Linked DNA regions of Homo sapiens: region 2 is linked to region 1. Evidence: chromatin loops called from intact Hi-C (ENCODE). Cell type or tissue: adrenal gland. All regions are shown on one strand. Each heading gives the region's core, and the rest is flanking DNA. Links, peaks and the distances in the headings are about the cores only. Region 1 overlaps C1orf21 (chromosome 1 open reading frame 21). Region 2 overlaps C1orf21 (chromosome 1 open reading frame 21).

Region 1 (8,357 bases), core at 279-8,278:
AACTTATCAGATAAGAAAAATTAAGCCCCAAAAGCACTCATAAATTCTATAAATTCAAATTTCACCAATATTTTAAAAGTCTGTTTTTCAAAATGTAAGTAGCTACTAATGAAGATACAAATTATACATATGGACATTTTAAGGATTTTAATAGAATGGTTGTTTGTCATTTTATTAATAGTTGGCAGAAAAGAAACATTAATCAAAGCCTTACAAATCGTAAACTGTGCTGTTTGAAATCACAATCCTCATATCTGAGGAGGGGCTCAGAGTGGAGGACAGTCACTGGCACATCAAACATCTAATTGGCTGAAAAGTTTCTGATCATCTGATAGACACTTTTGTGCAGTATTATTACCTCTACTGATATATTCTCAGTATCACAGATCATAGACAGAGGCTACCTAGAGTTGCCAGGTTTAGCTTAAAAAAAAATAGGCTCCCCAGTTAAATGTGAATTTCAGATAAACAATGGATTTTTTTTTTTTTTTTTTTTGTGAGACGGAGTCTCGCTCTGTCGCCCAGGCTGGAGTGCAGTGGGGTGATCTCGGCTCACTGCAAGCTCCACCTCCCGGGTTCACGCCATTCTCCTGCCTCAGCCTCCCGAGTAGCTGGGACTACAGGCACCCACCACTTCACCCGGCTAATTTTGTTTTTGTATTTTTAGTAGAGACAGGGTTTCACCATATTAGCTAGGATGGTCTCGATCTTCTGACCTCATGATCCGCCTACCTCAGCCTCCCAAAGTGCTGGGATTACAAGTGTAAGCCAGCATGCCCAGCCAAACAATGAATTATTTTTAGTATAAGTATGTCCCAAAGTATATCACATGGGATATACTTATCCTAAAAATTATTTGTTAAAAATATTATAAGTAAAATACTCTTTGTATTTTTAGTATACTGTATATTACCTGGCAAACCCAACACTGTCTTGTGGTTATGCTACTAAGCTGCTGGAACATTTCAACTGAATCTTAGAACAACAGATCCGTCTAAGTACCTTGAGTTGCCCTCACACCAAAATCCAGTAATTCTTTTATGCCAGATGGTGCCAAATGTGACTAAGCAGACACCTCAACATAACATCCACAGTGTCCATGGAAACACGTACAAAAACTGTCTGCCTGCTTTCCTAAATTAATTTAGAATCATACAATCACAGAATTTTAGAATTGGAGACTTGCATAGATTCTTTTTCTTAAGAAAAAAATTATGTCATTTGCAAACGACATAATTTACAAATGATGCAAAGACCTTTCCTACAACCAGTTACCCATGTGGGGGTAAGGAGGGTGTCATGAACTCCATGCTGAACTATAAGGTACCCAAGAAGATGCCAGGGCCTCTCCAGCCCCAGAATCTATTTATTCTTTCAATGCTAGCAACGTGCTGAGGTCCATTTCTACAAGTGGTGCTATAAATAAAAAAGAAATGGACTATGCCCTCCTCTAGGACCAAATCGCTGTTGAATTCATCTGAGTAATCAAAGTGTTTAGCACTCATTGGGCACTTAATGGATGCTTGGTGAATGAATGAGTGACTGTGTTGTCTGGAGTCAATGAGACAAAAAGTGTGTTGGACTGGGTTGGGGGATGGAGCCAGGGGTAGGATCAGATGGGGAAAACTGTGCAAGGAATGTAAGCTGGGGGGCAGGGTGACCACAGCCCCTGCCCTGAGTCCATTTTCCTGACCAGATCCTTTTATTTGGCAAGTCCTTAATAGCAATGCAGAGATGTCATCACTCCCTGCATTTGGGTCCTCAGAAAAGCAACAAAATCTCATCCCAGGTTCAGCTCAGACCCAGCTTCTTTCCCTGTCTGGGCCCATTTTATCCACCAGGGGCACAAGCACAGGCCAGTGTGCCACAGACTTTCCACAGACCTATGGAAACATCCTAGACCCAAGGAAAACATAATTAGCTCTAAGATACAAAAGTAAATCAGAACTATGAAAATTTACAAATGTTTGCTTAAATGTCTACAAAGTATTACTTTAAGGTCAATAATCAACTGCAACTTGATGTTCGTATCATTAAGTATAAGTCATATTTAATGTAGGATGTAGGTATATTTTGTTAATTCTGATACAACATGAAGTGTGACCAGCCCTCTTCATGTTCTTTCTCTCTCCCATCTGAAGCTGCTCTAATCACAATGCAAATTACCTGGTAGACCACTTCTTGCAACATTTAGAAAAAGAATTATTTCTTCTGGTCCCTCCCTGCCTCCTATCCTCTTCCTCTTCTCAGCTGTTCATTGAAGTAATGCCCTGATTTTAAATGTTTTTTCCATGCAGCACATTTGTTTACCTGTAAAGTTTCATACTGTCCCCTATACAATGATATACCATGTGGGACAGCTTAAGAATTCAGTGTAGATCTTCTGGAAAATGTTCCAATAGTTGACAAATGGAAAAAGGCACAAATATTTAAAATGGCTAACTTTCAAAGATTATGCACCATACCTAAATTACTGTGGTCAGGAAGGTACTGATACCTCACAACACCCACTGAAGTGGGGTCTATTATCATCCTCATTTTATAGACAAGGAAACCAAAACTCAGAGGGCTTAAGTATCTTGCCCAAGGTTGTACAGCTGAACTAGTATTTAAAATTGAGCAACCTGATCTTGTTTTAGATAAGTCATTGAGTGTTCCAGCCCTGGAGTCCAGTGGACATAAGGCCCTTACCTAAGTCATAAGGCCCTTACTTAAGAGTCGTTCAAACCTGTAAGAATGTCAGGATGGCTGTGCCCAAAATGAGCTAAGAGTACAGGAAAGTATGTGGAGGGTGGGAGGAGAAGAAAGATAACCAAACAGATTTTTCCAAGCAAGGCCGATGGCAAAGATGGAAAAGGTAAGATGTAAATGCCTGAAATTGAAGGCAGAGTTACTTCAACCTATATTTTGGAGCTGGAGGGTCACTAGATCAGGAAGTGGAGTTTCCTATTGCTCAGAGCTGAAGGGAGACATCAATTTCATTCATTTCAACCACATCATTTGACAGATGGGTGATCAAAGCCAAGAAAGGTTCAATAACCTGCCCAAGATCACCCAGCTGAAGAGAATTCCAGGGACCCAGACTCCACTCTAGTGCTCACTTCTTTCCTACCCCTAACTGTCTCACTGGTCCTGAAAGTGAGAAGGGAAAGGCAAAAATCATTGGGGGAAAAAAAAAGCAATCCAGGACAGATCCTGACCTCCAAGCCTCTCTGAGAAATCTTTAGGGCTCCACAGAGTAAGAGAAGCTCATACAAACAGAGACATGTCAGATTTTATTTTATTTTTTAATATGGGAGTAGATTCAGGAAACTAAACCAGTAGAGAGATTTCTGTCAAAGCTAAAAAGTAGCTTTAGCAGATTTTTGTAAGCACTAGGCACTAACAAGGATTCACTAAGAATATCATCTCAAGTTAACTTTTACACCCTGGTTTTGACGGAGTTCTTGGTGAGCAGGAAGTCTGGTCCACTTAGGGTGTCAAGATTTTGGCAGTGTTTGTGCCAGTCTGATATCTGGTGAATAAAATGGTAAAATAAGAGCTGGATTCAGCTCAAACATAACATTCTTACCTTCACCAGCCCTGGGCAGACCTAGAAACTTGATCCTCTCCATTGGCTGTGCTAGCAAAGGTGACATCTTCCTGTGGTTCCTTTACCTGTATGAATCTCCTAAGTACCCAGCCCCTGCACACAGGAGGGTCTCAATAAACGTAGGTTGAAGAAATGAATTCAGACTTTATGTTTATCCAGCCATCATCAGATGAGCATCTACAGTGTGTCAGGCATTGTGTTATCGCACCCAGTATGCCTTGGTTAGACAGACAAGGTCCCTGCCTGCTCCCAGGGAATTTAGAATCTACTGGGAGGGAAAGGCATTAGGAATAATTATACAAATAATTATCAGCATTCAGAAGGGAAAGTACCTGATGCTAAGAGAGGCACATTAGGGAAGATTTCTCTGAGGAAAGGACATTTAAGCCAAGAATCAAGATAGGAGTTTGCAAATTAAAAGATAGGAGGAAGACCGTTTCAAGAAGAAAGAGCCTAAGTGAAATCCCACAGGCAGGGAGATGCAGGCATTCAGAGAACTGAAAGACAACCTGTGGGGATGAAATAGGGTGGAGCGTACCCCAGAGAGAGGTGGGTGGGTCTCGCTCAGGGTTCCTCCTCTGACACCAATGGGGTGTGTTACTGAAGGGTTTGAAGCAGGGGAGCGATGTAATCAGACGGGCTCTTTAAAAGATCGCTCTGAGGGTGCTTGCAGAATAAATTAGAGGGAGAAGGTAGAAGACCACCAGTTAGGAGACTCCTCAGTAATCCTGGCAGACGAACTGATCATGAAAGTAGAAGACCACCAGTTAGGAGACTTCTCAGTAATCCTGGACAGACGAATTGATCATGCACTGTTCTGAGGACTCACCATTACATAAAACAACGCCAGAGATAATTTATGATTGGGTAATAATTTGGAGGAAGAGCTTAACACAGGGCCACATTTCTCCAGGGCTCCGCCCTTGGCCCTGCCCTTTCCAACATCTTTATCTTGATCGGGATGATGCCAGAAGGGAAACTGGCAGAGCTGCTGAGTACATAAATCTGGGTGGGATGGCCAATATCAAAGACCCAATTGAATCACTATTTGACTCTCTTTATAGCCTCCCTGAAGGGGAAGAGTCATAAAGACAAAAACTATATGGTCTCCATTCTCAAGGAACTCTCTTCTAGTGGCGGAAGTGTGGACATAACAAATACTAATTCAAGGCGGACTGAGATAAGGTCTATATCAGTGCTGTAAACAAAGCTGTGTGAATGTCTACTGGTAAGAAAAATTAATTCTGCCAGGCAAGTAAGGAAAGGTTTTTCAAAATTGGCCTCTGACCTTGCCCTTTCAAGCTAAGTAACATTTTGAGGGGTGACAGAGGGGAGGAAAGGGCAGCATTCCTGGCAGCAGGAAAAACCTGAATAAGGCAACAACAGAGGGAGGCAAGACTGCTGGAGACCATGGGTAAGGCAGGCTACACTCCATATTTTAAGACACCAGGATCAGTGCCAGGCATGGTAGCTCATGCCTGTAATCCCAACACTTTGGGAGGCCAGGATGGGAAAATTGCTTGAGCCCAGGAGTTTGGAATCAGCCTGGGTACCACAGAGAGACCTCGTCTCTACAAAAAACTTAAAAATTAGGCATGGTGGCACATGCCTGTAGTCTCAGCTACTCTGGAGGCTGAGGCAGGAGGATTGCTTGAACCCAGGAGGTGGAGGCTGCAGGGCCAAGATCACACCACTGCACTCCATCCTGGGTGCCAGAACGAGACCTTGTCTCAAGGAAAAAAAAAAAAAAGATATCAGGATTATCATCAATTTGCTGGTTTGCAAAGTCCTTCCACATACACCATCTCAGTTAATCTAATACCCACACTGAGGTCAGGACGGCTAATCTTGATTGACATCTAAGAACATTACATCACCCAATCACATGGGATAGAGCCAGAAGTCACACCCAAACATTCAGGCCCCATTCATGAGCCTTATTCCACTATTAATTAGATGGGGCAAAGCCAATGGTGTGACATTTAACAGAAATTAAGTTAAAGACCTCCACCTAAGTTTTTTAAGATGTTCATAAATGCAGGATGGAGAACATCTGACTCTGCCCCATTCAAGGTATACAGGGCTAGGTGTTCTGATAACCAGAAACTCAACATGTGCTCGCAAATACTATGCTTCTGCTAATGTATCTTCACTACAGTTGGAGATTATGGTAAATAATGGCCCTTATGTGGGAGGAAGTCAGTGCACTGACTTTGAAGTTGACAGCCCTGCATTTGATTTCCAGTACTTCCACTTACTGGCTGTGTGCCCGTGAACTGGAAATTACTTCACTCCTCTGAGGCTCAGTTTCCCTATCTTAGTATTAGCATACTAAACCCATCCAATGAGGGCTGTTGCAAGGCTGAATGAGAAAATGCAGATAATGAGGCTTATGGAGCCGGGCACATTCTCTTAGTGTTGGCCTTTATTAACTCTCATCACAGCTCTCTACCAAGGTTAGAACACATCTGAGACACCATACTTCATTTCTGGTTCCACAATTTTGAGAGATATTGAAAATTTACAGAACGTTTGGGAAGGGTTATCAGGACAGACAGTTTGAAAAAGCACTAGTCTTGCAAGTCTGGACAATGGAAAGCCTAAATTCTTGTCCTAGTTTTGCCACTAACTAGCTCTGCGATCTTAGGCAAGTCACAACTTATTTGTGACTCAGCTCCTATCTGTAAAGTGATGAGGGCTGAGATATGAATTGTAAATGACTTCTAAAGTCTCACTCAGCTCCAAAAGTCCTTAAGTTTTATGAATTCAGCCTTAGGAGGCCCTTTTAAGGGAACTGGATTTTCCACAGAGAAGACAAGGAAGCTCCATGATACGGTTTGTAAAAATGATAAAAGCAATCACAAAAAAAGAGAATGTCAGTGTATTACAAGAAAAAATTAGAAAAGTAGGACCAGTAGGAGACAGGCCTAAAATAAAGGAGATTTCACTCAATCCAAGGAAAAAAGAACTTTCCAACAATAATAATTATTCAATAATGGACACCAAGTATGAGACTAGACTGTGAGATCCTCAAGGGCAGGACTATTGTATTAAACTTTACGTTGCCAGCACCTACCCCAGTAACAGGCATTAAGGAAACCCTTAAATGATAGATTGATGGATGGATGGATGGATGGATGGATGGATGGATGGATGGACGATGGGTGGATGGATGAGTGGAGGGATGGATGGGTAGATGGATGGATGGAAGAAGAGATGGAAGGAGGGATGAATGGATGGTTGGCTGGAGAGGAGGGAAAAACTGAAATAGGGAGAAAGGAAGAAAGGAAAGAAGGAGCTGCTTAAGGAAGAAGTGAACTTCCCCTTCCTGGTGTGTTCAGGCATCATCAGCTGGATAACCATCTGTAAGGGGTGCTGCAGAATGGATTTCTATTCTGTGTAGGAGGTTTCACTAAAGGTCTATGTGATATTTATTTCCTCATTTCTCTCTCCACTAACTCATCCTACATATTTTTGTCAGATTAATCTTCCTAAAGGACAGTTCTGTTGATGTCACCCTCCTACTCAAAAAATCTCAGTGGCTCCCCATTGCCTATTCAGTTAAGGCCGCAATCCCAGTATTTGAAGGCTTCATTCCTGCTCTGCCTTAAGGACTTTTATTCATTTTTCAAAACCCATCTTGGATATATCCTCCATCATGAAGACTTCTCTTCACCTTTCATCCTCACAAAGTTATCTGTTTTGTACATTATTGCATAGATTATAATTTACTTGGTGACCATTCTTCTCTTCTATGAGACTGGTGAAGTTCCTGAATGAGGAAGGAATCTTTATTTCTGCACCTCCAACAAGTAGCAGAGTACCTGACTTTCAGCAGTTATTCAGCAATAATAAAAGTAATTGTTTATTGCTTATCATAAACCAGGCATTCTGTTAAATCCCGATACACATTGTCTCCTTGGCTCTTTATAACAACTCATTGTCCCCATTAAGTAAACAAGGAAGTGGAGGCTTAAGGGAGGATAAATAGTTTACACAAGACATAATGCCAATGGATGGTAGGGGCTGGATTAAAACCTAGTAGTACATGCCTTAACGTCTTGCGTATGAACCACTCCACAGGACTGCTTTCCCTGCAGCAAGTCAATCTGTGCCAGACAAAACATTTTATTCGTTCAGTCCATCAACACTTACCAAGCCATTGGGGGACAAGTTCTGTACGTAGAGTGACCTCAAGAAGCTTTCTGTCTAACATGTGAAATAGACAATTCAACAGTTATGGCAAAGTGCAACAATGCTCTCAGAGAGATATGTACGGGAAGAAAATCCTATCAATCAAACTGAGGAGACAGGAAATATTAACAATAGAAAAGACTTCCAATTATCTACCGCATGCTGAATAGTGTGCTGAAAATTTTTTCACAAGGCTTTACAAATAAACTGCCGCCTAGCAAGGTTCTAGTGGAGTGGTTAAGAGCATAGTTTCTGAACTCAAAGAACCAGTGTTCTACTCTTTGTACTTCTACTTTCTAGCTGTGTGTCCTGAAGCGAGTTACTTACCCTTTCTACACCTCAGTTCTCCACCTGTAAAATGAGAATAATAATAGCTCCTACCTCATTAGGGATGTTGTTATGATTAAATGACCAGACCTATGCAAGGTGCTAAGAATGCTGCCTGGCTTACAGTGTTACACAAATTTTGCTTATTATTAAGCTACTTGACCAAGAGGAAGGCAAGTGTTTGATTCCAAAATCTGCAAGCATTTCAAACAAAGCCTTCCTCAGGAACACACCTAGGACAAGG
Region 2 (8,357 bases), core at 283-8,282, 48 kb before region 1:
TAATAGCCTGTAAGTGGCCAGGTAATGTCAATGAGCAAACTGAACTCGGTGTGCATGCACCGGGGAAGCGTTAGCAGTTCACTGGAGGCCACAGCCTGGCTGCAGGGGCAATTGCTACCCCACCTCCTGACGGTTGTCTCAAGGAATGAAGACCTATTGCTGCCAGCTCTTTTGAAGAAATTTGAGGTTTTATGTGAAATATCCTGATTTTTAAAGGCTGTCTTGCTTTTTATTTTAAAATTCTTTGGGGAGGGGGCAAAAAAAATGTATTTGCAGACCAGGTGTGGCCATGGGTTGCCAATCTGTGGCCTTTGCACTAGATATCCTAAAGTCATTTTGATTCAACAGAGAGAGGTTAAAAGATGATTATTAGATTCATTGTATTTTTATTTTAAATCTGAAAATGTATAATTCACTCTCTATTACACTTTAAAAAAAAACACCTCACTCCCTCATTTATAAATCCTCACTCACTCCCCTTTTGGACTTCTGTTTTTAGTCCTACAGTTCTCCTCTACTAGGACACCCCATGGCCACTGTCCCATGCACCAATTTAAATTCTGCTGGTTCTTTGAAGCTTGATTTAAATGCTAGCTCCTGCAAAAAAAACCTCCATGTTCCTCCTCAAATACCACTTTGTATAAATTATGATGTAGATGATCCAAAGTAAAGATCCACATTGATTTCCATTAGGTCTCATCACCCTTTCACCTCAGACGGTATAACCCAATAATCACTGTAATTATTCACTGTCACAAAAATGAAAGGCTTAGAGGGAATAAGATCTAATGTTCCATAACAGAGTAGGGTGACTATAGTTAAAAATAATGTACTGTATGTTTCCAAATAGCTCAAAGATACGTTTTGAAATGTTCCCAACACACAGAAACAATAAATGCTCGAGGTGATAGATATCCTAAATACCGACTTGATCGTTACACATTCTAGGCATGTAACAAAATATCACAAGCACCCCATAAATATGTACAAATATTATGTATCAATAAAAAAAAGTGAAAGGCCTAGAATCAATGGGTCAAGAGTCAAGTTTGATAGGACTCACCGCCAAACACATCTCCGTTCTGGTAGTTTTTCCCTTTCTGGGCTTCCTCTTCATTTTGAACAGTGGCAACATGCTTGGCGGAGGCACAGCCCATAGTCTCATTCGGTCAGCTTCAGCCGGGCTGAACTGCAAATCATCTCTACAGACACAGGGACATTTTTTTTCTTTAAACACAAAGAAAATCCACCTTGCTGCTGAGTTGGTCAAGATGTGTGCACCTGCAAGAAAAGAAAGCTAGATTAGAATGGGCAGTGACTGCAGCAAAACACAAGCCTCACTATGTTGGTGTGCTGTGCCCTGCAGTATACTAGAAGTCATGCACAGACCCACCCATCGCACTGGTGTTGTGGTGGGCACAGAAGAACCATGTGCAGCGTGGCCCATTCTCACTTGATTTCCCACTCAGAAAGCAAGATGGAAAGGCATGTCCCTATGCAACACATGGCCAAGGAGTGAACTTTTTGAGGAGATACCAAAAATACGTATTTATTCAAATACGTATTTGGGCACTACTGCTTGCCATACATACTCTTAAAGTACCTGTAAGTTTACTAATGTTCTGAAATCTCAAAAACTGTCGAGGAAGGAGAGCCCACTCTTGAGATCCACCTAGTTCAGGAGGCTGGGAAAAGCTCTTCATCTTCCTCATTCTACCCTGAAGCCAGCCCTCCCAGCTCCTCAAATTTTGCCAGGAAACGGTAGCCATCCTCCTCAGACTGGTACATGGGCTACTTTATACATTTCTGGTTAAGGCTGTAAATAATTCAGTATTTTATTTTACCTGAGGTGACACTGTTTTGGAGACAAAGGAAGGAGATGGGGCAAGGTCTAAAACTTACTTCTGTCCATTTTCTGCTTAGCTAGCCAAATGTTTTAAGGATTGGGCAGAAGACGTCAAAATATGAAGAAAAGCAACAAAGCAGTTGTCAAGCTTTTGGCGTAAACTTCATGCTTCTACCGATTTCTCATAAAGGCTTAAAGAGTATTTACAGATACACTGCAAAAGAGATAATCTTCAAATTGACTTAAGTGACTTTACCTTTCCCTGCCCCATCCAAGGTGGCTCCTCAAATTCTGAGTGTTTGCTCTGCTCAACTTGCTCATTTTTGTTTTATGCTTTCATCATCCTCACCCAACCATTCCAGGCCTATAGATGACTTACTCCAGTCTTGTAAATGTTTCTTTTGAAACATCTCTCCTACACATTCCTTTGTTTCCATCCCTCCCACTGTAATACAGGCCCTTACCTCCTCAGAGTCCTGGCAGAACAAAGAAGGCATCAAGCCTCTTTGAATCTTCATCAGCACCCACGTCCCACTGCCCCCCGCCCATGAACAGTGGAAGTTTCTCAAGTTTCACAGATAGTGCTACTACACAGTAGCTATAAGCTTTCTCTACCAAGAAGACTAGAGCTCCTAAACCCTCCTTGCTAGGGCACTAAGGACATCTCTGGATGTAGAAATTTAATCATTTAAGCCATAAAATCTCAGCAAAGAGAATTTTTCAAATTAACATAATCGATCTAATAAATGAACTTAGATAAAAAGGCAGTGATCTTAAATTAAGCCAAGCAAATACAAATTGCCATAAATATTGACAATGACTATAACATTGGTCATTTCTCATATAATTCTTCAAACTATTCTCTATCAGTGGTTATGTTAAATTATTAATAGGAAGTGTAGAGTTGGTTGGTAAAGTTCTACAAACCAGGAAGATTTTCTCCTAGATGGCTAATGTTTATATCTTCCCCATACTTGATGTAACTTAATGTTAACAAGTCTTCATCTCAAACTATATGAAATCCAGGCCTGTGGATGGACACACACACACACACACACACACACACACACACACACACACACACACCCTATTCCATTATTTAGCAGTAATGTCTTCAAGGCTACAGTATTTCTATTTGATGGTCTATTCATACTGGTGTATAGAGCTCAGGGGCCTTATGGAGAAGAGATGCTGACATTTAAAAAATTGCACGCAATACAGTGTAATACAAGCTCTGATTGTGGTTTCACAGGAATCTATGGCAATGCAGAATTCAAAAAAGCAGATTAGATTATGACTGGGCAGAGGAAAGAAGTAGTATTTTTGTAGGGTATCAAAGGTTTGGTAGAAATTTACCAGGCTGAAAGGATGGTAGCATTATTCAGCTGCAAGGAACAGACTGAGCTAAGACACTAGAATGTGGAAGAGCATGGCCTATTTGTGTGTGTTCATTTCAGAGGGGTCAGGTGGGGATGGGGGGGCAGGGCTGAGGACTGGACTGCTGATACTTCGTGAAGGGCCTGCAGAAGGCCTTGCTACCTTCATTCAACTGAATAAAGGACATCGTAAGACCATAGGTACTCTTTCTGATCCAAGTTAGAGCACACTGTGAGAAAATATTAAATGAGTTGTGGAGAGGTCCATTCTGTCAACCTGTCATAGTTTTTGAAGAAACATCAATGAAATATTAGACAAGAGGGAGAGGACAAGGGGTTCAGCTGTAAAGGTGGGAGAAGGGAAGAATCCCCTCTCTAACCCGGAGGCTGCTGCGAGTTGCTGTTTTTGTTGCTGCAGCCAATGCTGTTGCTACTTCTGCTTTTGCTGTTGTTGTTGTTGTTATTGCTGCTGCTATTGCTGCTGTTTTGGATTCCCAGCCAGCACCTTCTCAGGGGCAGCATCCATCCCCCTGCTTCCTCATCCCCAGCATTATCACGTAAGGTAACAGGCGTGGGCTCCCAGACATGATTCCTTACTGTTCAAAAAGGAAGTATGGGAAAACGACTTCACACTTACACATATGCAGGAGAGATTGAAGTGAGAGGGCGAACCTAGGTGGCTTCCCTGCCACCTCTTCAGAATAAACTAAGTAAAAACAGGAGAGAGGGGGCAATCCTAACAAAATCAGGGTACACTGAGAATTAAGAGACAACTTAACAATCATCCTCTTTGAGAGTCCTCTTGCTTTTCCAATTTCATATCTACAGCCTCTTATGCTATCAAAGAAGCAAAGGGAAGAATTGAAGCCATGACTTATCCTTTGCTACTCCCGAAAAGCAGTTAGTGGTATTTCTTCTGTGTTTTAAAAGTTGTGTTTGCACAAAAAAATTTTATTTGAATTTTAAAGGTGGAAATTATTTGAAATCAAATACATTGCAGAAGGCTAACAGAAATAAGACACAGAAGAATGGCTCTTTTTTTTAAAGGATGTCTCTATTATTCAAGCATTGGGGTGAGGGGCAGGTTAACAAGCAGATTAGACATGATTTACACCCAATTCAAATGATGACTCAAGAAATTTCAATTTAATTACACATATTTTAAAGCACTATAGCTCAATATGAGTTCTCACCAAATTATAAATAGGTATAGATTTTGTTTCTGAAACATATGTGCTACATTATTTTATAGCAGTAATTCAAATTTAAGAGTGATGCTTTCAAGTTTCAGGACCTCATCAGGAATATATTTTAGTAATTTACTCATTTGAAGGTGATAATTATGAAGTCATTTGAGGGGCAAAAGATCTCTAATTCACAAAGTTAATCATAGATCACTGAAGAAAGTTTTTTACTATGTCATTTGGATTCTGCACATAAACACTTGTCCAATTATTCATTCATTTAATCAACAGATTTTGATTTTAAAATACTAAGTGACAGATATGTGTTTGGTAGGTATTGTGCATATAGTGGCAAACAAGGCAAGATATATGTTTTTCTTCTCTATCCCTATAGAACAAGAATGATCAGAGAAGGAGATAATTAGAAAGACCAGTTTTGCAGCAATGACGTACAGCTATTGCAGCTTAAATACAGGATGACAAGAGAGTTCACCTCACAGGCATTTGGCTCAGCTTTGGAATGGAGCATATCAAGAAATGTCAGGTTAGAGACCTGAGCAGAGCTAAAGAAACAGGATTAAAATATCCCTGATTTGTATCTCTTTTATAGCCTGATATAATGTCAAGGTTTCATTTCTACCGAAAATTCTTTCACTTAATCTCAATCCAACTGAGACCTCACACTGAGCAGACCTTCAAAAACATATCCCCAAAGACCGCTAGAATCATCTGCTCAAAAGACGTTCCCTTCAGTTTATGCTATCCTTCACGTAAACTCCAGCATTTTTTTTTTTAGCTTCCATTTTTTCATTCGCTTTGCTCAGCTTTTCTCTCCCAACCTCACATGCTCTATTGTTTACCTTCCTGAAACCACAGCGCTTAGAGAGAGGTAAGTCTGATGGTGCAAACAAGCATGCAGAGACCACGACCTGGAGCAGCTCTGAGACTTTTGTTGTCACATGTTGTTATTACCAGCATGTTATTTCTGAAGTCACAGATCACAGTGTGAGAATTAAATCGAAGCATCCCTTTGACATTTGATGGAATCTTCTAAAACTAAGTCCCACTGAGGATGACTTTTCTTTAATCTAAATGATCTTTGTCATAGGATCATCAAGCACCTCTAAAAACATGAGGTCCAATTAACTGCCCCATGGCTTTGTGTAAACCCCTCCCCAAATGGTTGTATGTCTACATTATCTTGCCTTATATAATTAGAAGTGCAATCCACGATACCATGAGCTAGCCTAATTGAATGCCATCTTTACAGGACATTTTTCCCACTTTTGATAAAATAATCAGCAAATTTGTAAGCCCAGTTGAAATATTTTTAAAAATGTATAACCGTGCATGTTTATTCTTCCTCTCCTTACACCGTACCTCAAGGTGCTTCAGATATCAGAAGGGAAACTACTGTTCCAGAATACTTCATGTGACAACATGAGAAAGTTCTCCCCAGGCAAGTAGGTCCATTACTTTTGTATGAATACATATCACATATTACACACATGAAATACCTTGTCCTTTTATAAGGAAAGATTATAATAATTCTTTTCATTACCTTAGTTTTTTTTAACTAGAAACAAGGTTTCATTAAAAAAAATCCTACTTTTATAAAATTGGGAAGGAATAAAAAAAGCAAAATCTGTTTTTAAGAAAAAGCAGAGATATTTGAACTTTTTTTAAAAAAAGGCTACAGGAAAATATTTCTATTTACATAACATTATGTGTAATTTCACTTTCCACTAATTAGTCATGGACTTTTTCATTTTGGATACAAAAGGCAAAAATATTGTAGATAAATTCCCTGTCAAGAAAGGCACTTCTAAAATACGAATTAAAAGTGATACATTCCATAAAGAAATTCTAGGCCAAAAAGAACATGAGGCTTGGAGGACTGGAAAGAAATCAAATTCTGATTGCAACGGGCACACAGAGAGCTATGAAGTCAGCAGTTAAGCAAAGGATACAGCCACATTATTAATAGATCAGGAGCAAAGTGCCCCCTTTCTTCTTCTGATTAAAAAGGCAAATCAAGACAAGACACATCTAAAAACTCCTCTCTTTTATTGAAGAAACAGCTAACATCTAAGCTCCATAAAGGAAAAAATATATATCTATATATATATAAATAACTAATCAGTCTGTTTGCCCATCTGCTGGGCTTCACTGTAATGAGTGTTAATACAGCAGCCCACCGAGGGGGAAGAAGAAAGGCAACTTAAAAGTGATTTCTAATCTTGAAGCTTTGGTATCCTTGGGCTACTGTTAACACCATTTCACATTTCATTGTGAACGTTAAAAATAATACATAAAGAGATGTCACATTTGACATGAGAATAATCTAGAAAAGTCAAGCCTTTCATTACCCAACAATCGCTGGCATCACAGAACACATTCATTCCTCACCTCACACTCGTCTGATGGCATGACAATCGACAATATGCTATTAACTCCAAAGATACAAGGATTTTGGCTTCTGCCTTCTTTATGGGAAAACTCTCATGTCCACATATAGTAATTCTACAGAGTTGTCTCTCAGAAATGTAACCACAATAAGTGTTTATGCAATAGGACACATTTCTGCTAGATTCAGGCAGTAAGGTGTGGGGCCAAGGAGAAGAGGTGGCAAGTGGAAAGAGTGTTGGAGAGGGCATGAGAAGCCCGAGCTCTGGTCCCAGCTGTCACATGCCTGCCTCAGGACCACGGCTGGGTTTCATGTCTCTCGGCCTCTTTCTTAGACTCTATGATCTACCTCAACATATGTCCAAGTAGTGATATAAAGGATGAAATGACCACTTAAAAAAAAGCCATGTCTTACCTACATTCAATTTATTTACACTCTTTGTTTTCAGTACTAACTCAACTAGGACATACTTGCAAGTCTGAAACCTCAAAATTTTCAGGAGGCCCTATAAGGTCTAAAGATGATTACCAATGATGTTTTGGCCTAATAGCGTTGATTTCAATTGCGTATTTGCTGGAAAAATAAACACAGCTTAGATCCCCTATTTCTTCTTCTCTATCTTGCCTTTAATGAATGAAATTAATTTTAACAGTATTTCTTATAGGGAGCTGGTTAGAAAAAGTTGGTGCAATAATTGTTCTTCAGCTAAGGATTTAAGAGTGTTGCACATTTCTCCTGCACCAGAAAACTCCTCTGTGTTACCTGTGTATGTTGACATGAGCTCATGCATGGCTGACACTATTTCTGAGAAGGCAAGAGAGGAAAACACCAGCCCCTGATTAAAGTCACACATTCACAGCTGTGTGGACCCATGCAGAAGACTTATGCTGCTTCTAGATTTGCTCCTCAGTGGTCAAAGGCAATGGCAGATATTCCTGGACTTTGAGTTCTCTTTCTTGTTCTTTTTTTTTTTTTGAGAAAGAGTCTTACTCTGTTGCCCAAGCTGGAGTGCAGTGGTGTGATCTCAGCTCACTGCAACCGCCACCTCCTGGGTTCAAGTGATTCTCCTGCCTCAGCCTCCCTAGTAGCTGGGATTACAAATGCATGCCACCATGCCCGGATCATTTTTGTATTTTTAGCAGAGATGGGATTTCGCCACGTTGGCCAGGCTGGTCTCGAACTCCTAACCTCAAGTGATCTTCCCATCTTGGCCTCCCAAAGTACTGGGATTTCAGGCGTGAGCCGCCACACCTGGCCTTCTTCTTCCACTTCTAAGACCCAGAATACCAAAGGTATTTGCAAGAGGTCTTCAGCTTGTGTCATGGGGGACCTCTGCACCACTGCTTTTACAGAAAGACACCTGTGACTAGAATTTCTTGACAGATGTGCTGCTGGTTCCCCATGTCACTTAGGACAAAGCCATGTGATTTCCTTGTTAGTATCTTAAAATTAATAATAGCAGCACCTGTTTTCCCCCTTTTTTTTCTGGACTGTTTTGAAAATCTAAGTAGATAAGAAAATGCTTTGAAAAAGCACTTATATAT

What was found. Peaks named below come from ENCODE experiments on the same cell type or tissue, not always from the same donor. Only the 100,000 strongest peaks of a DNase experiment are listed, where the experiment ranks them.
Region 2: a loop joins it to region 1, with 1.8 times the contacts of the local background. A loop is called at or near these places in 2 of 110 quality-filtered maps.

Annotation. Positions count from the first base shown.
Region 1 is chr1:184,422,253-184,430,609 of GRCh38, reverse strand. The region is part of intron 1 of C1orf21 (chromosome 1 open reading frame 21); the gene reads right to left. Among named protein-coding and RNA genes, the nearest start is that of C1orf21, 39 kb to the right of the region's middle. In adrenal gland, for the core only: a CTCF peak has its summit at 4,962; no DNase peak of the experiment used is centred there; H3K4me3 peaks cover 920 bases; H3K27ac peaks cover 3,226 bases.
Region 2 is chr1:184,470,310-184,478,666 of GRCh38, reverse strand. C1orf21 (chromosome 1 open reading frame 21) reads right to left here. Exons shown (of 6, transcript NM_030806.4): 2 at 1,064-1,281. The coding sequence starts at 1,157. Among named protein-coding and RNA genes, the nearest start is that of C1orf21, 87 kb to the right of the region's middle. In adrenal gland, for the core only: no CTCF peak of the experiment used is centred there; no DNase peak of the experiment used is centred there.